Linked DNA regions of Homo sapiens: all the other regions are linked to region 2. The links are chromatin contacts, found by Hi-C in ENCODE. All regions are on one chromosome and are shown on one strand. Each heading gives the region's core, a stretch centred on a gene start or an enhancer-like site at or near the end of the contact. The rest is flanking DNA. Distances are from core to core; before and after follow the strand shown.

Region 1 (6,756 bases), core at 2,054-4,553, 1.6 Mb before region 2:
CAAAGTTGACTCAAATTGGCTTTGTAATTCATAATTCTAAAATGTCAGAAGACACAATGTTTTCAACATTAGGGATTAAAGGAATTAATGTATTTTATTATATATTTAGATAGAATAGTATTTGTCAGTAAATGTCATATGATAGAAATGAGAAAACATGAGAAAATGTGAATTAATATTCTTATGAATAAGTATAAAATAAAGTTACAATAAACAATATAGAGACCACCCGTAGGGTTAGAGGCTCTTACCAGTGAAACCAGGTCGGTTGGGGTTTGGATCTGGCTTTGGTTTGGGGGCATTAGGTGGTGCTGGGTCACCTGTTTGTAAAACATGAGAGTTGCAATCATCAGTACCTAGTAGTCAAGAAAATGAAAAATCAATTTCCATAGCGACCAGAAAATGAAAAATCAATTTTGATAGCGACCAGAAAAGAAAATGAAAAATCAATTTCCACAGCGACCAGAAAATGAAAAATCAATTTCCATAGCGATGAGAAAAGAAACTGAAATATCAATTTGCACAGAGACTGTTCACTAAACAGGTAAAAACTGGCCCTTGTTTTTGTCATGGTGGGGATACCCATACACGTAGCCTCCTGCCAATTCCCTTCTGTTGTCTTCCAGGTACAGGATTTAACTTCAAGTATTTTCAAAGAAAACTAAACCAGGTGTGCAGACCACCTCCAGAATTTGGGAGGGCCTGTGAAAATGAAAATGTGCGACCCATTGTTCCAACTGTATGAAGAATCTGAAGATGGCAGCAACACAGCAATAAAGCAGCATGGCACCCTTGTGTGCACAGGTCCCTGTGTGACTGCGCAGATCTATGCCCACGAGGCCTGACCTGGCCAAGGGAGTCACATTTGCCTTACGTTGTTCCAAAGACTAACCATTTTAAAATAAAAGCCAGCATACTGGCTGGGCGTGATGGCTTGCACCTATAATCCCAGCACTTTGGGAGGCCAAGGTGAGTGCATAGCTTGAGTTTAGGAGTTAGAGACCAGCCTGCTCCACATGGCAAAACCCAGCCCCTACTAAAAAGACAAAAATTAGCCGGGCGTGGTAGTGGGTGCCTGTAATTCCAGATGCTCAGGAGGCTGAGGCACAAGAATCGCTTAAGCCCAGGAGGCGGAGGTTGCGGTGAGCCGAGATCGCGCCACCGCACTCCAGCCTGGGCCACAGAGTGAGACTCTGAACCTACACTTCAAAAAAAAAAAAAAACAAAAAAAACAAAAAAACCAGCATGCTGGTAACAAAAAAAAAATATATCAAAAATCCAACAACAAAAATAAACAACACATATACTTCCTATGTTCCCACTGTCCAAACTCAATCCATTTATCACGCAAAAGAGATGTCTTGAAAATGATAATAATTCAATGACAATCAGCAAAGTCAGCAACAGAGGAGACTTTAAAAAGTTACTCACTGTTTCCTCCATCAGGAAAGGCATCGCTAAGTCAAAGTCAGCCCTTAAAGGAGGGAAATGAGCTGTTAATACCAATGTTCTGAGAAATGAGGAAGGAATGACCCAAAAACAGGTGGAGAAAACACCACGGCCCCACGTTTCTAAATACTTCAGAAAACGTGAATTCCTATCTTCTCATCACTCTTCCCTCAGGTGAAAACAGTAAAAGATGAGCATGAGACAGAAAAAGAGGGAGTAAGAGAGAGAGAGGAGAGAGAAAGAGGGGGAGAGAGGAGATAGAGGAGAGAAAGAGGAGAGGGAGGAGAGGGGGGAGAGAGAGAGGAGATAGATGAGAGAGGCGGGAGAGAGACAAGAGAGAGAGGAGAGAGAAGGAGAGAGTGAGGAGATAGAGAGAGGAGAAAGGCGAGAGACAAGAGAGAAGGAGACAGGAGAGAGAGAGATGGGAGAGAGAAAAGAGGAGAGAGAGGAGAGGAGAGAGAGAGGAGAGAGGAGAGGAGAGAGAGACGAGAGAGAAAAGGAGAGAAAGAAGAGGGGGAGAGAGAGAAGAGGGGGAGAGAGAGAAAAGGGGAGAGAGGAGAGAGGTGAGAGAGAGGCGAGAGAAAGAGGAAAGAGGGGAGAGAGAGGGAGAGAGGAGAGTGAGGAGAGAGAAAAGCGAGAGAAAGAAGAGAGAGAAGAGAGAGAGGGAACAGGAGAGAAGAGAGAGAGAGGAGAGGAGAGAGAGAGGAAGAGGGAGAGAAGAGGAGAGAGAGAAAGGAAAGAGAAGAGAGGAGAGACAGAAAGAGAAGAGAGACTGCAGTATCCATAAGATCCATAAGAACGTCACCAGGGTTGGGGGGGAATCGGATGCCACCTCTTCCCCAGGTTCCCCTAAATTTAAGAGTTTGCGATTCTGCAAACTGTAGAAGGAAAATTAAAACTTGGAACCCCAGTTCACTCTGCCAAAATAATTAATAATAATAATAATAAAGCTGGAAGCTGAGTCAGGCAGGAAGCTGTCTTTCCTTCTGTTCCCAAGCAGACAGTGCAATAACTCTCTGTTGACCTTATCTTAGTAAAGTGCCAATTTAGTGAGCGCAAGACAAATACATAATTGACTATTCTACCTGCTGCTTTTCTTTTGCAACAGGTGAATTCGGTAAAATGAGCCTTCCTCCTTCTTTCCCCTCCAGCGTGCTTTCCCCCTTTAAATACCGAAGCTCTCAATAGTATCTTTGGAGAAAGGCATAGACCCGTCTCCCGGGCTCCTTCCTGATCTTCGCCGAATCAACTCAAAAGGATTGGGACTTGTCCCAGATACTTTTTGGTTTACGAAAGAAACGCTGGCTTTTTCCTCTGAAACGGCTCCCACCTGGCCCCAGGAAGAGCGCTGGGGAGAAAGTGGGCGCCTCCTCCGGACCTGGGTCCCCGTGGGCACAGCGCGTCCCGCCGGGCACGGAAGAGGGGCCGGGTGTCCCCGCGGGGCGCCCCGCCCCTGCACCCCACATCCCCAGGCGGATCCCCAGGCCCAGCCCGCGCCACCCCCCGCGTCCTCCCACCCGGATCCCGCCGCTCGCTCACCGGGGCGGCCACCAGACGGCGGAGCAGGCCGAGGAGCCGCAGCGCCAGCACGGCCCCGCGCGCCACGGCGCGCCCAAGGCGAGCAGAGATCGTCCGCGAGTGCAGCGCGCGGGCGAAGGCGGCGGGACGGAACCTCCCCCACGGGCCGGGTGGGGCGGAGCCCGCGGAGGACTCGAAGGGGTTGGGTGAGGGGAGCAGCCCTGCAAACTCAGCCCAGGCTGCGCCTGCCCCGCCCCGCCCCACCCCGGCCTCCACTGGCGCACGGAAGGGGAGGGAACGCCGGGCCCGGGGAGGGGACAGAGGAGGGGGCGGGCGGAGGTGGCTCGGGCCGCGCCGAGGGGACCACGGGACGCCCTCCTTCCCTTCTCAGGAAACTGTGAGTGCCCCCCGCCCACAAGCCCGTCGCCAGGATGCCGCCAACTAGAGCAAAGTGAAACCCCCAACATTCTCGGGAAAGTGCGGGTCCCTCCCTCTCTACAGCCCCTTAAATGCACGCCCCAGGGCGGCCCCTACCTGGAGCCAAGAGAAACCGCTGCCCTTCTTGGAGAGGTGTGGGCCTCTCCGCGCCCGCCCTTGCTGTCCCCTCTCTGTTCCTAACAGGCACCCCCCCCAGGCAGCCCCAACGGGGAGGAAATGAAACTCTTCCTGCTCCTCTGCTCGGAAAACTATGGGGCCCCCTTCCAGCTGCTCACGGGGCGCTCAGGGCGATCCCCAAGGGGTGCAAAGTGCAATCCCCTCCCTGCTTAGAAAGGCGTAGGCCTTGACAGGCAGCCACGGCCCCTGGTCCTTTCTGGAGCGTCCGAGCTGGGGGCGCTCAGTGGTGAAAGATGGCGGGGGTGGGGGGCTTTGAGACACACTGCGGATACCCGCTCTGCGCGGGACCAAGGACGTTCTGCCGCAAGCTCAGAGACAGGGTTGGGAGTGAGGACTTGTGGTCGTGGTTTGGGGTTGGGGGTAAGACCCCTATCTGGGTCGCCTGGCTGAGTCCTGGTCCTTGGCGACTCACCCCAGCAGGCTGCGTCAGGGGCCCTTCGGTAACACTGGTCTTGTGCTGTCTCAGGCCTGCGGGTGACTCCGTCTCTCCCCAGGCCACCTGTGCCCCTGGATCAGACACAGGCAAGGCCAGAGGGGCTGGCCCCGCACCCTGGGGCCCACCTCAGGGGTTTGAGGAATGCAGCAGTCTAACTATGCACTCCACTCCTGGAGGCAGAATCATTTTTCTTTTTTCTTTCTTTTTTTTTTTTTTTTGGTCTTTGCTTCATCCTGAACCTGCCTGGGATAATGACGTGATGGCTGGAGTCCCAGCAGCCAGTTCGAAGCAGGAAGTCTCCTACAGGATAGAAGTTGTCTGTGTGTTGTTTGTTTGTTTATTTGTTTGTTTTGAGATGGAGTCTTGCTCTGTGGCCCAGGCTGGAGTGCAGTGGCACAATCTTGGCTCACTGCAACCTCCGCCTCCCGGGTTCAAGTGATTCTCCTGCCTCAGCCTCCCCAGTACCTGGGATTACAGGCATGCACCACCATGCCAGGCTACTTTTTGTATTTTTAGTAAAGACAGGGTTTCACCTTGTTGGCCAGGCTGGTCTCGAACTCCTGACCTCATGATCCGCCCACCTCGGCCTCCCAAAGTGCTGGGATTACAGGCATGAGCCACCGCACCCGGCCAGAAGTTGTATTCTAAGCATGGCAGAACACGTTGAGCAAAGGTATCAGGGTGGCTGATGATACAGCAGGACGGCTGTGCCAGCCCGACTCACATTCCCAACTTCTTTTACAGGACAAAGGAGTACATTTTTATCTTACCATTTGCTAAAGTTAGGTTTCTATCAGCTTTCTTTAAATCACTTTTATTTCTGGTTTTCATTACCAAGGTCTGAGCCCAACTTAGAGACCTCCCGTGAGGTTCTTGTGGGCAACCAAAGCACTTAAGAGGTGTCAGAGCATCACACACCATGTCTGCTGCACAGACGATCAAATGAAGCTTTTGAAGTCAGTGGATGATGGGTGGATAGATGGGTCTGGGGGTAGGAAGTGGTGGATGGATGAATGAATGGACAGACAGCCATCTGGATGCGTGAATGGATGGATCACTTGCTGGAAGGATGGATAAAGAGATAGATGGCTGGATGAATGAATAAATGGGTGGATGGATGGAAAGATGAGTGGATGATTGGATGGATAGATAGTTGGGTGGATGGATGAATGGATGGATACATAGATGAATAAATGGATGAATGGATGGGTGGGTGGAGGAATGGATAAATGGACAGATGAATAAATGGATGGATGAAAGGGGGGATAGACGGATTGATCTATGGATAGATGGACAGATAGATAAGTGGGTGGATGGGTGGGTGGATGGATGGTTGGAAGGATAGGTGGATGGACAGATTACTGGGTGGCTGGAGGGGTAGAGAGAGATGGGTGGGTGGGTGGATGGATGGATAGATGGGTGGACAGATTACTGGCTGGCTGGATGGATGGGTAGAGATAGATGAGTGGGTGGATGGATGGATGGATGGATGGACGAATGGATGGATGGATAGATAAGTGGACAGACGGATAGATAGCTGGATAGATGGGTGGGTAGAAGAAGAATAGATGGATGAGTGGATGGATGAGTGAATAGATGGATTGATGGACAAACAAGTAAATTTTTACCTGACATTTTTGTATTGTGTAACTTTCTGTGTGTTCATTCATTGGGAAACAATTGTGATACATGGATATTGGACTTATTAGCTCACGTCTGCTGATAAGAAAACAACACAGGGCCATAGAGTTCATTAGCAGTGGACTGGGATCAAAACGAAGGGCTCTTTGATTTTGAGTTCAGGCCATTTGGACCACTTTGCCTTGTGACTGCCCCCAAATCACTGGAATTTTCCTCGGGGTTCACAGCGCCCAAAGGTAAACAGTATTTGGTAGCCTAGAGTTCATACATTGGAAATTTCATGGTCTGTGCCCCCTCAGTGGTGCAAAGCATTTTTACAGCAATAATTAATTTGGCAATAACTTAGTGTGTGAGCCTGTGTATGCGTCTTTTCAGCTGGCTAGTACAGTACCAGTGATGCCATGTTTGCACACTAAATACCAGCCAGAGACATGCAAGAAAAGAAGGGCAGGCCAGGCACAGTGGCTCATGCCTGTAATCCCAGTACTTTGGGAGGCCGAGGTGGGTGGATCACCTGAGGTCAGGAGTTCGAGACCAGCCTGGCCAACATGGTGAAGCCCCATCTCTACTAAAAATGCAAAAATTAGCTGGGCATGGCAGTGAGTGCCTGTAATCCCAGCTACTCTGGAGGCTGAGGCAGGAGAATCACTTGAACCTGGGAGGCGGATGTTGCGGTGAGCTCAGATCACACTACTACACTCCAGCCTGGGCGACAGAGCAAGATTACATCTCAAAAAAAAAAAAAAAGAAGAAGAAGAAGAGGGGCACAGCCTACCAGATCTGCTGAGACACATGTTTTTTATCTGAACTTTTGGGGGTCAACTCAAAATCCAATCAACAGATGACAATGACATCCTAAAAACTGTTCCCAGATCAGACAGTAAAATTTCACAGATTCTGTCTTTGAGTCATGGGGATTTACGTCTCTGTAGATTCAGGAGAAACATCTCATGCATACAGTTCCAGAGAGTCAGGGACCAGCCTCTTCTGTAAAGAGGGAAACAAAATGAAATTGCGCATTGGCATGGACCGGACGCAAGAAGACATCACTGATTTAAGCTCCTTTACAAACTCTATCCTAGGAAGCACTTTCCTTC
Region 2 (5,954 bases), core at 3,074-5,573:
CCAGAGTTTCTTGCGTCTCAACGCTTTTTTGTAATGTTATTTCATTACACAGAATACAGAAACCATAAAAAGTGCACGTAAACATTCAATTAGACTTGATGTGTCTCTGTTGAAATCCATCAGATAAGCTTAAACCATGATTAAGATCCTTTCTTTTCTTTTTTTTTTTTGGACATGTTTCCTGCTAAACAGTCTTTCTGCACTTATTAGCGTTTTGTTGACGGTGTGTCCCGTGCACAGTTAATTTCATTTGTCTCCATGCCGTTTCAATCTTCCCTTGATAACGAAGATAGATTTATAAACCCCACTTACCATTGTGTTTTCCTTTTGCCGAAAGCGATGTGAACAAATCAGAAACACAACGGAGTTTTGGGAAATAAGAGAAAGAGACAGAAAAGAAGGAAAGGAACAGAAATACAGCCGATGTCCCACGGACGACGTGTTGACTAGAGTTCTCTCGGAGAGCTGTGCCTGGGTTCACACTGGGTGTGCCTGTTTGCTGCGCACGTGTGTGATGAGATGTGTGGACAAGGACTGAGAAATACAAAAGACATGGGTTAAAATCAGACTCATGGAGGCCGGGCGCGGCGGCTCACGCCTGTAATCCCACCACTTTGAGAGGTTGAGGTGGGAGCATCACTTACCCCAGAAGTTCGAGACCAGACTGGGCAACATAGCAAGACTCTGTGTATATAACTCTGTTCTCAGGCTGCTAATAAAGACATACCTGAGACTGGGTTATTGATTGATTGATTGATTGATTGAGATGGAGTTTTGCTCTTGTCACCCAGGCTGGAGTGCAATGGTGCCATCTCGGCTCACTGCAACCTCCGCCTCCCGGGTTCAAGCGATTCTCCTGCCTCAGCCTCCCGAGTAGCTGGGATTACAGGCACGTGCCAGCACGCCCTGCTAGTTTTGTATTTTTAGTACAGACAGGGTTTCTCCACGTTGGGCAGGCTGGTCTTGAACTCCCGACCTCAGGTGATCCTCCTGCCTCGGCCTCTCAAAGTGCTGGGATGACAGGCATGAGTCACCGCGCCCAGCCCGAGACTGGGTAAAAGATAAAGGAAAGAGGTTTAACGGACTCACAGTTCCACATGGCTGAGGAGACCTCGCAATCATGGCGGAAGGCAAAGGAGGAGCAAAGTCATGTCTTCCATGGTGGCAAGCAAGAGAAAAGGGGAAAGTCCCCTTTATAAAACCATCTGATCTCATGAGACGTCTTCACTATTGTGTGAACAGCAAGGGAAAGACCTGCCCTGTGATTCAGTTACCTCCCACTGGGTAAGTCCCATGACACGTGGGAATTTTGGGAGCTGCAATTTGAGATTTGGGTGGGGACACAGCAAAACCATATCACTGCGTCTACAAAAATATTTCCTTCCTTCCTTCCTTTTCCTTCCTCTTTCCTTCCTTCTCTTTCTTTCTCTTTCTTTCTTTCCTTCCCTCTTTCCCTTTCTTTCATTCCTTTCTTCCTTTCTATCCCCTTTCCCTTTCTTTCATTCCTTTCTTCCTTTCTTTCCCCTCTCCCTTCTCTTCCTTACCCTTCCCTTTCTTCCCTTTTTTCTTTCCTTTGTTTCTCTTCCTTTTATTTTTCCTTCCTTCCTTCCTTTCTTTTTCTTTCTTTCCTTCTTTCTCTTTCTTTTCTTTTTGTCTTTCCCTTCCTTCCTTTCTTTTCTTTCCTCACTCTGTCACCCAGGCTGGAGTGCAGTGGCACAATCTCAGCTCACTGCAACCTCTGCCTCCTGGATTCAAGTGTTTCTCCTGCCTCAGCTTCCCAAGTAGCTGGGATTACAGGCCCAGCTAATTTTTGTATTTTTAGTAGTGACAGGGTTTCACCATATTGGCCAGGCTGGTTTCAAACTCTTGACCTCAGATGATGCACCCGCTTCAGCCTCCCAAAGTGCTGTGATTACAGGCGTGGGCCACCATGCCCGGCCTTACATTTTTATGTTTTATACAACCAATTGCCAACTAAAGAATCCCTAAAGCCTACCTGTGACTCGTAGGAACCCACTTTGAGATGTTTCATCTTTAAGGCCGAAACAAGGTATACCTTCCATGTAATGATTTATGATTTTACCTACAATTCCTGTCTCCCTGAAATATATACAATAGAACTGTAGGTCGGGCGCGGTGGCTCACACCTGTAATACCAGTATGTTGGGATGCCGAGGTGGGAGAATCAACTGAGGTCAGGAGTTTGAGACCAGCCTGGCCAATATGGTGAAACCTCGTCTGTACTAAATACAAAAAATTAGCCAGGTGTGGTGGCAGGGGCCTGTAATCCCAGCTACTCGGGAGGCTGAGGCAGGGAAATTGCTTGAACCCTGGAGGCAGACGTTGCAGTGAGCCGAGATCACGCCATTGTACTCCAGCCTGGATGACAGAGTGAGACTCCATCTCGATTTAAAAAAAATAAAAATAAATAAATAAATAAAAATGGAACTGTAACCAGACCTCCTGAACACACTTTCTCAGATCTCTTGAGACCATGTAATCCTGGAGCACAGGCGCTCAGCACTCATATTGGTTCAGAATAAACCTCTTTAAATCTCTTGGCAGAATTTGTTCTATTCTGTCATCAGTAGCAAATGCTGACGATTACATACACTCACTTTTTCTAGCTAAGACCCCTGGTGTTGGAAACAGCTACGTCGTGCGGGGTGTATACCCTGGAGTTCCTTGTCTCACTCTGAGAAATAATTGAGGACAGGGAAGAAAGGAGAGAGGAGAGCAGCTCCTTGTGAGACAGACAGAGAGATAGAGAGACAGAGACAAAGAGAGGCAGTCAGACAGAGAGAGACAGACACACACACACAAGTCCAAACAGGAGAAAAGAGAAGAGAGCAGCTCCTTGCGAGAGAGAGAGAGAGAGAGAGAGAAAGACAGACAGACAGACAGAGACAGAGAGACAGACACACACAAACACACAGATACAAAGAGACACACACAGAGAGAAACAGACACACACAGAGACAGAGAGAGAGAGAGACACACACACACAGAGGTCTGAACAGAAGAAAGGAGAGAGGACAGCAGCTCCTTGCGAGAGAGAGAGAGAGAGAGAGGCAGACACACACACACACACAGACACACACAAGCAGAGAGGTCCAAACAGAAGAGAGGAGAGCAGCTCCTTGCGATAGAGAAAGAGACAGAGACAGAGGGACAGAGAGAGACAGAGGGACAGAGAGAGACAGAGAGACAGACAGACAGACACACACACACAGACAAGTCTGAAGAGAAAAAAAGAGAGGAGAGCAGCTCCTTGAGAGAGAGACAGAGACAGAGACAGAGAGAGAGACAGACAGAGAGGAAGAGACAGACAGACAGATATAGAGAGAGACAGAGGGACAGAGAGAGACAGTGAGACAGACAGACAGACAGACACAGGCACACACACTCGTCCAAACAGAAGAAAGGAGAGAGGAGAGCAGCTCGTTGTGAGAGACAGAGAGACAGAGACAGAGGGACAGAGAGAGAGACAGAGAGAGAGAGATGGACAGAGAGAGAGGGAGAGAGAGACAGACTGAGAGACACAGAGACAGAGAGAGAGAGAGACAGAGGGACAGAGACAGACAGAAACACAGACACACACGCAGGTCCTAACAGAAGAAAGGAGGAGAGCAGCTCCTTGCGAGAGAGAGAGAGAGAGAGAGAGAGAAAGAGACAGAGGGACAGAGACAGAAAGACAGACACACACACGTCTCAACAGAAGAAAGGAGGAGAGCAGCTCCTTGCGAGAGAGAGAGAGAGAGAGAGAGAGAGAGAGAGAAAGAGACAGAGGGACAGAGACAGAAAGACAGACACACACACGTCTCAACAGAAGAAAGGAGGAGAGCAGCTCCTTGCGAGAGAGAGAGAGAGAAAGAGACAGAAAGACAGACACACACACGTCTCAACAGAAGAAAGGAGGAGAGCAGCTCCTTGTGAGAGAGAGAGAGAGAGAGAGAGAGAGAGAGAGAAAGGGGGAGGGGGAGAGGGAGTGGGGGAGAGTGAGGGAGAGGGAGGGAAGGGGAGGGAAGGGGAGGGAGGGAAGGAGAGAGAGAGAGAGAGAAAGAGAGCCAAAAAGGTGGGAGGCACCTGACCTCTGCAGACTTTATAGGCAGGCTGGTGAAGGCGGTGTTTCATTTACGTAGGGCTCAAAGATTGGTTCCATCCGGCATGACATCCATAGAGTGCGTGGGGAAGGCTGGTCGCCCCACCCTAATCTTAAGCAAATGGGATTTCCAGTTGATCGGCGCCATCTTGTCTGCTTTTCTTACTGTACATGCGGTTGACAAAGAGGAGGGAAGATGGAGCCGCCATCTTGAACGTGTCTAGTCTCTAGTTCCTGCCGGGAAGATGGAGCCGCCATCTTGAAGGTGTCTAGTCCGTAGTTCCTGCCGGGAAGATGGAGCCGCCATCTTGAACGTGTCTAGTCCCTAGTTCCTGCCGGGAAGATGAAGACGCCATCTTGAAGGTGTCTAGTCCGTAGTTCCTGCCGGGAAGATGGAGCCGCCATCTTGAACGTGTCTAGTCCCTACGTTTTGCCGGCATTCACCCGTGCAAGCTCCCAGCTGGCTTGTCTATGTCTGCAGCTCGATGCAGCTCAATTTTACAGACTGCTCTTTGTTAGAAAATGATTTGGGGCTGGTTTTCATTAAAGAGAAAAGCCTTACTAAGGACTTCCATAGCCTTACCATCTGCCTAAGTGATTTCTTCTTAACTCCTATATAAATGTCTTTATTTCAATTCTCACGATGCCAAAAAAAAAAAAAAAAAAATTGAGGCTCGGTCCTTGCTGTAAAATGCATGCAAAATAATTTGCACTCTGTCAACTTCAAGTTCAGTATAATTTATACATCCTCAACAATGGTTAGACTTGGAAACTGGGCATTTCAAATCAATCAAATGGTTGATGATACCTAGATATACAAGCTGAGTCCTACTTAGTGGATTTAGCCACAGTGAATTCATTAATTTACTCACTATCTTTGTCTACCATTTCAGTAAACCTGTTTTCTGAGCTATATCTCCTACATATTGTATTATACTATATTATATTATCTGTATTATTTTAACAAAATATGTATACTAGCCTGGTATGGTGGCTCATGCCTATAATCCCAGCACTTTGAGAGGCCAAGGCAGGAGGATCACTTGAGACCAGGAATTTGAGACCAGCCTGGGCAACATAGTGAGACTTTATCTCTACAAAAGAAAAAGAGATATATGTATACTATCTTTAAATGTAGCTTATATCTGCTAATACGCAAATACAGAAATATACAACAAAGGAAGATAAACAAGATGTGAATCCTAATATAAAGTGTTTTTTTAAAAAAGTCTATAGTTGATTAAAGACTGTATTTACTGGAATTTTATAAATCCCCCCCAGTGTGTTATAAATTAATAATTTGCTATATTTATTTGTGTGCTGTCTGTGTAATTCAATTATTAATGAATACATTTGTTACATATAAATAATAAAATCTCCATCTCTGACCGCAGCCAACGCTTCATGTTAATATACTGAGAACAGCACATTAATAATGAAATAAAGGTAGAGTAAATAATGGTATTGCAGCTGCCAAGCATTTGTTGTTATTCAAACGCTTCAAAGTAATGTCTGAAAATGCAAGTTTTGAGCTCAAACTTTGGCCTGGAAGTATATTGCAAGCCCACCCTTATATGAATTAAAAGGGAGGTGCAGGGCTGGGCGCGGTGGCTCATGCTGGTAATCCCAGCACTCTGGGAGGCCAAGGTGGGCAGATATCGGTGGTCAGGAGTTCAAGACAGGCCTGGCCAACATGGTGAAACCCTGTCTGTACTAAAAATACAAAAATTAACCGGGTGTGGTGGTGTGTGCCTGTAATCCCAGCTACTCAGGAGGCTGAGGTGGGAGGATCAGTTAAACCTGGGAGTTGGAGGTTGCAGTGAGCTGAGATCGTGCCACTGCACTCCAGCCT
Region 3 (5,931 bases), core at 928-3,427, 1.3 Mb before region 2:
TTGGGTTTATAGTGATGGCTTCTTTCTGCCTCTGCCTCCCTTGAGGCATCTCGTTTCTGTGGTTGGAGTACTGTGAGCCTAAGAGACAGAGAGCATGTCCACAGTCAGGCTTCCCTTACTTGCTTCAGTAGCATCTCATGAGTGTTTCCAATGCATTCAGGGAGACTCTTCTTCACTGAAGGAGTCAGATCCATTTTGCAGCTTTGCTGCTTGGAACCTTGATGGAATGGCTGAGTACATGGCCGCCAGCGTCACTCATGCACGAAAAGTGTTGTTGAAAGCTAATAGAAACTGAAATCTGGTCGGGCACGGTGGCTCACGCCTGTAATCCCAGCACCTTGGGAGGCTGAGGCGGGTGGATCACCTGAGGTCAGGAGTGCGAGACCAGCCTGGCCAACATGGCGAAACCCCATCTCTACTAAAAATACGAAAAATTAGCCGGGCATGGTGGCAGGCACCTGTCATCCCAGCTACTCAGGAGGCTGAGGCAGGAGAATCGCTTGAACCCTGGAGGTGGAGGTTTCAGTGAGCCGAGATTGCGCCATTATACTCCAGCTTGGGCAACAAGAGTGAAAATCTGCCTGGAAAGAAAAAAAAAAAAAAGAAAAACTGAAATAGAAGATTTCCCTTCCCCCAGTTCACTTTGACTGCGCTAAAGTAATTTCCTTTGAGGGCAGAGAGGACACGGATTGCTTTGGGCATACTTCAAAATGCTACTGTCTCCCTAGGAATATTGCAAAGTGGTTACTTTCCCCCAATAACACACAACTGGATATTTCTTTGATCTTCACCCTGGGAACCTGGTGGAGCTCCCGGAGGTAAAATTTGTGAAAGTACAAGGTCCCCTCTAAGATGGGCCCCCAGAAGTTTTTCTGTTGTTGTTGTTTTTTGAGACAGAGTCTCGCTCTGTCACTCAGGCTGGAGTGCAGTGGTGCGATCTGGGCTCACTACAACCTCCACCTCCCAGGGTCAAGCAATTCTCCTGCCTCAGCCTCCCGAGTAGCTGGGATTACAGGTGCCTGCCACCACGCCCGGCTAATTTTTGTATTTTTAGTAGAGACGGGGTTTCACTATGTTGGCCAGGCTGGTCTCGAACTCCTGACCTCAGGTGATCTGCCCGCCTTGGCCTCCCAAAGTGCTGGGATTACAGGTGCGAGCCACCATGCCTGGCCAGGAGTTTTTAACTTACTTAGGCTTGTCCACTGTCAGCCTGCAGCTGTTTAATAATTACCCTGCAAATGTGTCCATCAGGTGCTGGCTCCAGCAGGAACTCCTAGACAAGCACAATTCCACTTGCCACCTGTCTGTCCAGTCTTCAGGCAGCATTTCGTCTTGTGATCTCTATTTTCTGATGGATCGCAGAGTTGCTGATTTTCAGTATGTTCTGCTCTTTGCCTATTGTGAGGATAGGAATTAAAATGCGCAAGCTCTCTACATGTTAGTGAAGTGGCTACGTTGTCTGGGGTATATACCCTGGGGTTCGTCATTGGGCATCAGGAAAATTTAGGACAAAGACACACACGAGGAGTTTAGGAGTGGAAGTTTAATCAGGAGAAGAGAAAGAGAAATGGTTTTCTCTATAGAGAAAGGGGTCTCCGAGCGGAAAGGACCAGCTGGCACCAAATGTGATGGATTTTATAGTCCAGTTTGAGGAGGCGGTGTCTCATTTACATAGAGCTCAGAGATTGGTTCCATCAAGCATGGCATTTACATAGCCCACAGGAAAGGCTGGTTGCCCACCCTAATCGTTTATGCAAATGGGCTTTGTAGTTGGTCGGGGCTCTCCGAGAGATTGGTTCCATCAAGCATGACATTTACATAGCCCACAGGAAAGGCTGGTTGCCCACCCTAATCGGTTATGCAAATGGGCTTTGTAGTTGGTCGGGGCTCTCGGTCCTGTTTTTCTTACTTTACATGTGGCTGACAAAGAGGAGGGAAGATGGAGCCACTGTCTTGAACGTGTCTAGTCTCTAGTTCCTGCTGGGAAGATGGAGCCGCCGTTTTGAATGTGTCTAGTCCCTAGTTCCTGCCGGGAAGATGGAACCGCCATCTTGAACGTGTCTAGTCCCTAGTTCCTGCCGGGAAGATGGAGCCGCCATCTTGAACGTGTCTAGTCCCTAGTTCCTGCCCGGAAGATGGAGCCGCCATCTTGAACGTGTCTAGTCGTTAGTTCCTCCCGGGAAGATGGAGCCGCCATCTTGAACGTGTCTAGTCCCTAGGTCCTCCCGACATTCACCCGTACAAGCTCCCAGCTGGCTTGTGTATGTCTGCAGCTCGACTTGACAGGCTGTTCATTGTTAGAAAATGACTTGGGGCTGCTTTTCGTTAAAGAGAAAAGCTGCCGGGCGCAGTGGCTCACACCTGTCATCCCAGCACTTTTGGAGGCTGAGGCGGGTGGATCATTAGGTCAGGGGTTCGAGACGAGCCTGACCAGTGAAACCGCGTCTCTACTAAAAAAAAAAAAAACAAAACAAAAATTAGCCGGGCTTGGTGGTGCGTACCTATAATGCCAGCTACTTAGGAGGCTGAGGCAGGCGAATTGCTTGAACCCGGGAGGCGGAGGTTGCAATGAGCGAACATCACGCCACTACACTCCAGCCTGGGCGACAGAGCGGGACTCCATCTCAAAAAAAAAAAAAAAAAGAAAAGAAAAAAGCCTTGCCGAGGACTCCCATACCCTTACTGTCTGCCTAAGTGATTTCTTCTTAACTCCTGTATCACTGGCAGACTCTGAGTTGCCTGTTGGGTGGAGTACTATATTGCCGAGTATCATGACTGTATTAGATGTGAGGGAGACAGTGTGAATAGGACATGGTCCCTGAAGAGCACAGAGCTTTCACCTGGGGCTGGGCGGAGCTTCTGTCCTATCCAGTGTTATGGAACCCTTGCAAGCACAGGTCAAGCAGCTCAAGGGCTGGAAGACGTGCACACAAAATCCAAGGGCAACGTTGGAAAGAGGTTTAGTGTTTCTTAGAAAAATGCCAGAAGGCTGAAGAAGTGGGGGCCCCGAGCAGCTCTGAAGGGTGTGTATGCAATTAAACTGAAGCCAAAGGCTGAGAGAGAGGAGTGAGAGCCGCCTACGGAGCTCTGTGCAGCTTCATCATAAACTCACAGACAGGCTTCATGCAGCGCCGTCTCAGTGCATTCAATGTTTGGATTCCACATGCATGCGTCCTCAACCCCCTTGCAATGCTGTTCTCCTTGGAGGGAAATGGGTCCTTCTTACCCTATCACATGCAGGTATCTGGTCTACCAGATAAATGTGTGAGAAATCACCAACAAAGCAGAAATTACTTTTAATTACAAAGCAGAGTCATCGTAAAACTTTGTGCAAAATCTTTTTTTTTTTTTTTTTCCAGACAGGGTCTCCATCTGTTACCCAGGCTGGAGTGCAGTGGTGTGATCATGGCTCACTGCAACTTCAACTTCCGAGGCTCAGGTGATCCTCACATCTCAGCCTCCCAAGTAGCTGGGATGACAGGTGTGCACCACCACACCCAGCTAATTTTTACTATCTGCTTAAGTCATTTCTTCTTAACCCCTGTATCATTAGAGGAGAAACCGGAAGCCCCTATTTTTGAAATTAGTAACCACCTATCACCTAAAATTCCTCTCATTACTGTGACGATAATGATGATTTTTTCGAGACCGGATCTCACTCTGTCACCCAGGCTGGAGTGCAGTGGTGTGACTGTGGCTCACGACAGCTTCAGCCTCCCGGGCTCGAGTGATCTTCCCACCACAGTGTCTAAAGTAGCTGGGGCTGTAGGTACGCATCATCATTCCCAGCTATGTATATATTTTAAATATTTTGTAGAGATGGGATCTTCCTCTGTTGCTCAGGCTGGTCTTAAACTCCTGGCCTCCAGCAGTCTTCTCACCTGGGCCTCTTAAAGTGCTGGGATTACAGGCGTGTACCACCGTGTCTGGCCAAAAAACATATCTATTCTGGGGTTCATAGTGATGCTTGTTTCTGCCTTGGCCTGTCTTGAGGCATCTCACTCCTGTAGTTGGAGTACTCTGAGTGTAACAGATGGAGAGTATGTCCACACCCACTCTTCCCTCACGTGTTTCTGTAGCATCCCGTAGGAGTTTTCAAATGCATTTGGAGATGTATTCACCCTGTGACAGATTCAATGCATCTCTACAAGGCAGAATAGCTCTACCATGGTGTGGCTATGGCGCTTGGCTACCTGAGTCTTTATTCTGCCTTCCAGGTGCTTGTTGGTTGGATAACTTTGGGTAGGTTCTTGTACCTCTTTGAGCTTCAAGACTGTCTTAGTCAGCTCTGGCTGTTGCAAGAAAATACAGTTGACCTTGATACAAAAATTAGCTGGGTGTGGCGCCTGTAATCCCAGATACTCAGGAGGCTGAGGCAGGAGAATCGCTTGAACCTGGGAGGCGGAGATTGCAGGGAGCCAAGATCACACCATTGCACTCCAGCCTGGGCGACAGAGCAAGATTCCATCTCAAAAACAACAACAACAACAACAAAAAACTAGAGTTGACCCTTGAACAATGTGGGAGTTAGGGGCGTCACACACGTCCCTGGCACAGTTGAAAATCCAAAGATAACTTTTGACTCACCCAAAACTTATGAATATCCTATTGTTGAGCAGAAGCCTTATCAATACCATAAAGTCGATTAACATATATTTTGTATGTTTTATGTATTGTATACTGTATTATTAAAGTATGCTAGAGAAAAGAAAATGCTGTTTGTTTTTTTTTAGCCGGGCGTGGTGGCGCACGCCTGTAATCCCAGCTACTCAGGAGGCTGAGGCAGGAGAATCGCCTTATAAGGAACTTTGAGAATCAAAAATCATAAGGAACTTTCATTCTTTTTTTTTTTTTTTTGAGATGGAGTTTCACTCTGTTGCCCTGGAGTCAGGCTGGAGTTCAGTGGTGTGATCTCTGCTCAGTACAGCCTACGCCTCCCACGTTCAAGTGATTCTCCTGCCTCAGCCTCCCGAGTAGCTGGCACTAAAGGTGCACGCCACCACGCCCAGCTAATTTTTGTATTTTTAGTAGAGACAGGGTTTCACCACGTTGGTCAGGCTGGTCTTGAACTCCTGACCTTAGGTGACCTACCCGCCTTGGCGTCCCAAAGTGTGGAGATTACAGGCTTGAGCCACCACGCCTGATAAGGAACTTTTATTCTAAGTGAAGTAACTCAGGGATGAAAAACCAACATCGTATGTTCTCAGTGTTACGTGGGAGCTAAGCTATGAGGACACAAAGGCATAAGAATGATAAAATGGAATTTGGGGTCTTGGGGGGGAAGAGTGGGAGGGGGGTGAGGGATAAACACTACAAATAGGGTGCAGTATATACTGTTCGGGTGATGGGTGTACCAAAATCTCACAGATCACCACTAAAGAACTTAGGTAACCAAATACCACCAGTACCCCAATCACTTATGGAAAGATAATTAAAAACAAAAAAGGACACCAAACTAAATTTTTAAAAATCATAGAGAAGAGAAAATATATTTACTATTTCTGAAGTGGGAGTGGATCGTCATGAAGGTCTTCATCCTTATCGTCTTCACCTTGAGTAGCCTAAGATGAGAGCGGACAGGAGGGATTGGTCTTGCTGGCTCCGGGGTGGCAGAGGTAGAAGAAAATGCCCGTAGAAGTGGACCCGTGCAATTCAAACCTGTGTTGTTTAAGGGTTAACTGGACCATAGATGGGGTGGCATAAATAACAGAAATTTATTTCTCTATAGTACTGGAGGCAGAAATGTTTACATCCAGGTGGCACCATGGTTGGGTACTTGAGAGGTTCCTCTTCTTGGTTTACAGATGGTCTCGCAGGGCAGAGAGAGAGGGGGGTGGAGCACGAGGGAGCATGTGTGCCCTGGTGTCTCTTCTTACAAGGGCACGAATCCCAACATAAGGATCCCACCTTCACGACCTGATGTAAACATCA
Region 4 (6,142 bases), core at 332-2,831, 1.6 Mb before region 2:
CAGGAAGTGCTACAATTATCTGGATGAACCAGGAAGTGTGGCAATGTCCCTATGAACCAGGAAGTGCTACTATTATCCACACGGACCGGGAAGTGTGGCAATGTCACTATGAACCAGAAAGTGTCAAAATTTCCCTATGAACCAGGAAGTGCTACAATTATCCATATGAACCAGAAAGTGTTACAATGTCCCTGCAAACTAGGAAGTTCTACAATTATCTGAATGAACCAGGAAGTGTTGTAATGTACCTGTGAACCAGGAAGTGCTACTATTATCCATATGAACCAGGAAGTGCTACAATTATCGATATGAACCAGAAAGCGTGGCAATATCCCTATGAACCAGGAAGTGCTACAATTATCTGGATGAACCAGGAAGTGTGGCAATGTCCCTATGAACCAGGAAGTGCTACTATTATCCACATGGACCGGGAAGTGTGGCAATGTCACTATGAACCAGAAAGTGTCACAATTTCCCTATGAACCAGGAAGTGCTACAATTCTCCACATGAACCAGAAAGTGTTACAATGTCCCTGCAAATTAGGAAGTTCTACAATTATCTGAATGAACCAGGAAGTGTTGTAATGTCCCTGTGAACCAGGAAGTGCTATTTTCCATATGAACCAGGAAGTGCTACAATTATCCATATGACCCAGAAAGTGTGGCAATATCCCTATGAACCAGGAAGTGCTACAATTATCTGGATGAACCAGGAAGTGTGGCAATGTCCCTATGAACCAGGAAGTGCTATTATCCACACGGACCAGGAAGTGTGGCAATGTCACTATGAACCAGAAAGTGTCACAATTTCCCTATGAACCAGGAAGTGCTACAATTATCCATATGAACCAGAAAGTGTTACAATGTCCCTGCAAACTAGGAAGTTCTACAATTATCTGAATGAACCAGGAAGTGTTGTAATGTACCTGTGAACCAGGAAGTGCTACTATTATCCTTATGAACCAGGAAGTGTGGCACTATCCCTATGAACCAGGAAGTGCTACAATTATCTGGATGAACCAGGAAGTGTGGCAATGTCCCTATGAACCAGGAAGTGCTACTATTATCCACATGGACCAGGAAGTGTGGCAATGTCACTATGAACCAGGAAGTGTGGCAATATCACTATGAACCAGAAAGTGTCACAATTTACCGATGAACCAGGAAGTGCTACAATTATCTGGATGAACCAGGAAGTGTGGCAATGTCCCTACGAACCAGGAAGTGCTATTATCCACACGGACCGGGAAGTGTGGCAATGTCACTATAAACCAGAAAGTGTCACAATTTCCCTATGAACCAGGAAGTGCTACAATTATCCATATGAACCAGAAAGTGTTACAATGTCCCTGCAAACTAGGAAGTTTTACAATTATCTGAATGAACCAGGAAGTGTTGTAATGTACCTGTGAACCAGGAAGTGCTACTATTATCCATATGAACCAGGAAGTGCTACAATTATCCATATGAACCAGAAAGTGTGGCAATATCCCTATGAACCAGGAAGTGCTACAATTATCTGGATGAACCAGGAAGTGTGGTAAGGTCCCTACGAACCAGGAAGTGCTACTATTATCCACATGGACCAGGAAGTGTGGCAATGTCACTATGAACCAGAAAGTGTCACAATTTCCCTATGAACCAGGAAGTGCTACAATTATCCAGATGAACCAGGAAGTGTGGCAATGTCCCTATGAACCAGGAAGTGCTACAATTATCCCTATGAACCAGACGGTTCCAAATGTCTTTATGAACCAGGAAGTTCTACAATTATCCATATGAACCAGAAAGTGTGGCAGTGTCACTATGAACCAGGAAGTGTCACAATGATCCTAAAAACTAAGAAGTGCTACAATTATCCATATGAACCAGGAAGTATTGCAATGTCCCTGCAAACCAGGAAGTGCTACAATTATCCGTATGAACCAGGAAGTGCTACAATTATCCGTATGTATGAACCCGGAAATGTTACTATGTCCCTATGAACCAGGAAGTGCTATTATCCATATGAACCAGAAAGTGTTACAATGTCCCTGCAAACCAGGAAGTTATACAATTATCAGAATGAACCAGGAAGTGTTGCAATGTCTCTGTGAAACAGGAAGTGTTGCAATGTCCATGTGAACCAGGAATTGCTACTATTATCTATATGAACCAGGAAGTACTAGAGTTATTCGTATGAACCAGAAAGTATTACAATGTCCCTATGAAACAGGAAGTGCTACAATTATCCCTATGAACCAGGAAGTGTTGCAATGTCCCTGGGAATCAGGAAGTGCTAACAATTATGTGTATGAACCAAAAAGCGTTGCAATGTCCCTGTGAACCAGGAAATGCTACAATTACCCATAAGAACCAGGAAGTGTCACAATGTCCCTGTGAACCAGGAAGTGCTACTATTATCCATTTGAACCAGGAAATGTAACAATGTGAGCCAGAAAGTTTTACAATGTCCCTATGAATCAGAAAGCATTACAATCTCCAGATAAACCAGGAAGTGTTATAATGTCCCTCTAAACTAGAAAGTGCTGCAACCTTCCAATGACCCAGGAAGTTCATTTATCATGTCTAGGAAGCAGGAAGTGCTACAACCTCCCCAGTGACCCAGGAAGTTCTCTTACCATCCCCAGGAAACAGGAAGTGCTACAAACTTCGCTAGTGACCCAGGAAGTTTATTTAACATCTCCAGGAAGTTCATTGACCATCTCTAGGAAGCAGGAAGTGCTACAACCTCCCCAGTGACCCAGGATGTTCACTGACCATCTCTAGGAAAGCAGGAAGTGCTACAACCTCCTCAGTGACCCAGGACGTTTATTTACCATCTCCAGGAAGCAGGAAGTACTACAACCTTCCCAGTGACTCAGGAAGTTCATTGACCATCTCTGGGCAGCAGGAAGTGCTACAACCTCCCATGTGACACAGAAAGTTTATTTACCATCTCCAGGAAGCAGGAAGTGCTACAACTTTCCCAGTGACCCAGGGAGTTCATTTACCATGTCTAGAAAGCAGGAAGTGCTACAACCTTCCAGTTGATGGGGTACAGGACACCCCACCCTGAATAAGAATGTAGATCATTACGTGACACTCTGAAATATGCCACCTTGGCATACTGATTGCCTTGAGCAGAAATAAATCAAGAACCAGCCAAAGCACAACCCACGGTCTCTTGACTTCATCACAGTGCTCTTGTCTGACATTTCTTATTGACTTTAAAAATGTCCTGTCTGTGACATTTCTTAGGTCCAACAGGAAACCCCAAGCCAGGTAGCGGGAGCCAGGCCAGCCCCTGGATGTCAGCGGCTGCCTGCTTCTCTCACCATGCACTGAATCTTGCAAATTTGCTGTGACCTCACGTACAGGGGGGAAAAGCTGTTTTTTCCTTTGACATGCACACCCCTCTCCCCTCTCATCCTTCACTTCTGACACTGAATGTGTAGGAACAACTGCTTTTTTCTATACATACACTCAAAATATCTGTGACCAGAAGTCACAGAGATTCTGGGACTCTGTGCTGATAATCATTTTTTCCAGCCCTCTCATCCATGTGACCCAGGGCCCAGGTAGCCAGGAAAACCAGCAATTACTCAGCAGTAAACGACCACTCATTCAATCCTTGTTGTCATGTATTGGGTCCAGGTTACTGGGTCCTCACAGGCTAGATCCACCCTCCAACAGCTGCATCTAAGCTATCCAATGGGCTGGTGCATCTTCCAGGGAAAGATCATTTGGGGCTTTAGGAGAATTTGAAGGGCTGGGGGCAGCCATGGCAACCTGGGTGCCAAAGTCTTTCAATGACTTTTTTTTTCAATGGTCCTCTCCACTTTTATTTCTGTCTCTTTCCACATGTGAACAACTCCTTCATCCTCTGATGCAGGCCTCTCTAAGGAACCTGTGATTCCACTGTAATTACACAGCTCATCCTAAATAATCGTCCCATGTCAAGATCCTTAATGTAATCCCATTTGCAAAGTCCCATGTGTTGCATAAGGTCACACATTTACATGATCAAGGGGTTAGGATGTGGGCATCTCTGGGGACCAGTATTTCACCTATCACATGGGGTTTCAACACCTGATGGGATCTGGGAGCCTGATGAGGGAGGGTATCACCCCTGAAGAGCTGGGTCAAAGTGAACCAAGTAGCTAGAACAGGTGGGCACAGGAAGTTGGGGATTCCCAAGGGCACCACTTTGGCAGAAGTTAAGTGGGACCGTTGGGACCCCTCTACCTCTTGGGTCATGGATTTGTAGACAGACACTGAGAGCCTCCCACCAGAAGAGGGCACTGTCTGCATATAAAGAGAAAGATACACCTTGCTAATGCAGCAAGAAGAGGCCTAAAAGCAACTAACACTAACGGAGAGGCTTTCAAACCTCAGGGAGGTGGACCCAAATGGTATCACTGGTTTCTTTTGAGGGAAAGTTTGATTTTTTTTTTTCTCTTTAACTGCACTCTTTTGGGTCTCCCAGTTGATTGTTATTAGTACAGACTGCTTTTCAAATGGGAAATTAACTTTGCACTTAGCTGCCGAAGGGAATGATGACATTAGCAATGGGTACATGAGTGTAAGCAACAGCAGCGTGGGATCAGAGCCAGGATCTGAGACGCAGAGCTGGGAGGCAGGAGACAGCTCTCTGGGAGCAAGCAGAGGGGAGCAGGGGTAATAAGCACTGAAAACAAGGATGGCCCCTAGGGACACTCGAAGGGACATTTTCAAGACTGGGCACTGACTGTAGCCTCACTCTGTTCCCCTCCATCCCATGCCATGCCTGACTTCCTCTTTTCCCCCTCACTGAGCCCCACAGGCACCCTCAGTTCCACTGACCACAGGCCCTTTGCACATGCCACACTTGCTACACAAAACACCCTTTGACCCACTCCTTGGGATATAAGTCATCCTCATTCCTCAGCTGTTAGCTCAACTGTCATGTCCCCCCAGGGGTCCACATGTGTGCCCCTGCCTGAGCCCCAGGCAACTAATATGGAAGCATCTAGAAGCCTCAAACCTTCATCACTGCTCTTCCTACAGCACTCCAAAAACACAAACAAACTATAAGCAATTCGGCAACAGAGGAGACTTTAAAGAGTTACTCACTGTTTCGTTCACCATGAAGAAACATCTGTGAAATCAAAGTCATCCCCTAAAGAAGGGAAACAGGCTGTTAACACCAAAGTTCTGAGAGAAATGAGGAAGAAATGACCTGGAAGCAGATGGAGAAAACACCACAGGCCTAAGTTCTTAAGTGTTTTCTAAGTATCACTGTGACCAGGACCTCATAAGAAAAAGTGAATTCCTGATCATTTTCACATCACTCTTCTCTCAGACACAAAGAGTAAAAGATGAGAGCAAGAGTCAGGGGTGGAAAGAGAGGGAGAGAGAGAGAGAGAAACAAAGTAATTTATAAATGAACTGTGCTGGCTGGACGAAGTTGGAACTCTAACTCTGCCAACACAGGATTCCCTCCTGTTGATTTCCCATCCCATCACCATCTCCCTTCAGGTAACCAACACCTTCCGCCACGGAGGCCCTAAGAGGTGGGGACACATGACTATGATCAGATTTGGGCTAGAGGGTGTCTAAAAGGTGGCTCTATCAACCCAGACGTACTGGACAAACTGACGTGAAAATTCACCGTGGTTTCAGAGGTTGCCTTCTAGTTTTAAGCTTTTCAAATCCTGACTAAGGCTGGAGAAATTTTTACACTGAAAGGGGATAATAAGGAGGCTTAAATAAAAGAAACATGAGGGGCTACATCAAATCCGACATTTTTCCAAAACCATGTAAGAATATACTTACATGGTTTCAATGAGTAATCAATAACTTACGTGGTTTTAATGAGTAATCAATAAAAACCAGATGATTATCCAAATATATATATATAAAGAAATAAGAAACCTCATGGTATGAAAACCAATAATATTATATATTTGGGGAAAAATGTATACCAGAATAGAATGACCCTTCCTGAAATGACTACATTTTTTAAAAAGGCAATTTATTTTATTTAAAGGTGAGTATCTTTGGGTTTTTGCTTTAAAGTCAGGAATTTAAAATATCTGCTCTCTTCACTCATATTTAAACCTGTCCTGGGTTTACTATCAAAGGTAATACAACAAAAATACAAATAAAATGTAAAGAGAAC

What was found. A loop is a pair of places that touch in the nucleus more often than their neighbours do. Pooled maps may share reads with other maps.
Region 1: a map of vagina shows a loop between it and region 2 (6-fold over the local background). The contact joins the promoter of LINC03112 here to the enhancer-like site in region 2. A Hi-C loop is called at or near these places in 2 of 168 maps with a recorded cell type or tissue (gastrocnemius medialis and vagina) and 7 of 50 pooled maps.
Region 3: a loop to region 2 is called in a map of ascending aorta, with 15 times the contacts of the local background. The contact joins two enhancer-like sites. A Hi-C loop is called at or near these places in 11 of 168 maps with a recorded cell type or tissue (aorta, ascending aorta, esophagus muscularis mucosa and 7 more) and 20 of 50 pooled maps.
Region 4: a loop to region 2 is called in a map of CD4-positive, alpha-beta T cell, with 13 times the contacts of the local background. The contact joins two enhancer-like sites. A Hi-C loop is called at or near these places in 2 of 168 maps with a recorded cell type or tissue (CD4-positive, alpha-beta T cell and ovary), 1 of 37 single-sample maps with no recorded cell type and 8 of 50 pooled maps.

The regions. Positions count from the first base shown.
Region 1 is chrX:2,605,714-2,612,469 of GRCh38, reverse strand. It overlaps LINC03112 (long intergenic non-protein coding RNA 3112), which reads left to right and starts at 3,303. Exons shown (of 2, transcript XR_001755779.3): 1 at 3,303-3,364. MIR6089 (microRNA 6089) reads right to left here and starts at 3,279; the gene lies at 3,216-3,279. It also overlaps the pseudogene CD99P1. RefSeq lists an enhancer at 3,408-3,932.
Region 2 is chrX:988,565-994,518 of GRCh38, reverse strand. No RefSeq gene overlaps it. Among named protein-coding and RNA genes, the nearest start is that of CRLF2, 220 kb to the left of the region's middle. Within about 2 kb of position 4,323, at least 11 of the 41 ENCODE cell types and tissues checked have a DNase peak (open chromatin) inside an H3K27ac peak, as active enhancers do; they include ascending aorta, where a contact is called at or near this core.
Region 3 is chrX:2,321,482-2,327,412 of GRCh38, reverse strand. The region is part of intron 3 of DHRSX (dehydrogenase/reductase X-linked); the gene reads left to right. LOC124905239 (a long non-coding RNA gene) reads right to left here. Exons shown (of 3, transcript XR_007068382.1): 1 at 5,497-5,931. Among named protein-coding and RNA genes, the nearest start is that of DHRSX, 180 kb to the left of the region's middle. Within about 2 kb of position 2,177, at least 14 of the 41 ENCODE cell types and tissues checked have a DNase peak (open chromatin) inside an H3K27ac peak, as active enhancers do; they include ascending aorta, where a contact is called at or near this core.
Region 4 is chrX:2,625,595-2,631,736 of GRCh38, reverse strand. It overlaps the pseudogene CD99P1. Among named protein-coding and RNA genes, the nearest start is that of LINC00102, 13 kb to the right of the region's middle. Within about 2 kb of position 1,581, at least 11 of the 41 ENCODE cell types and tissues checked have a DNase peak (open chromatin) inside an H3K27ac peak, as active enhancers do.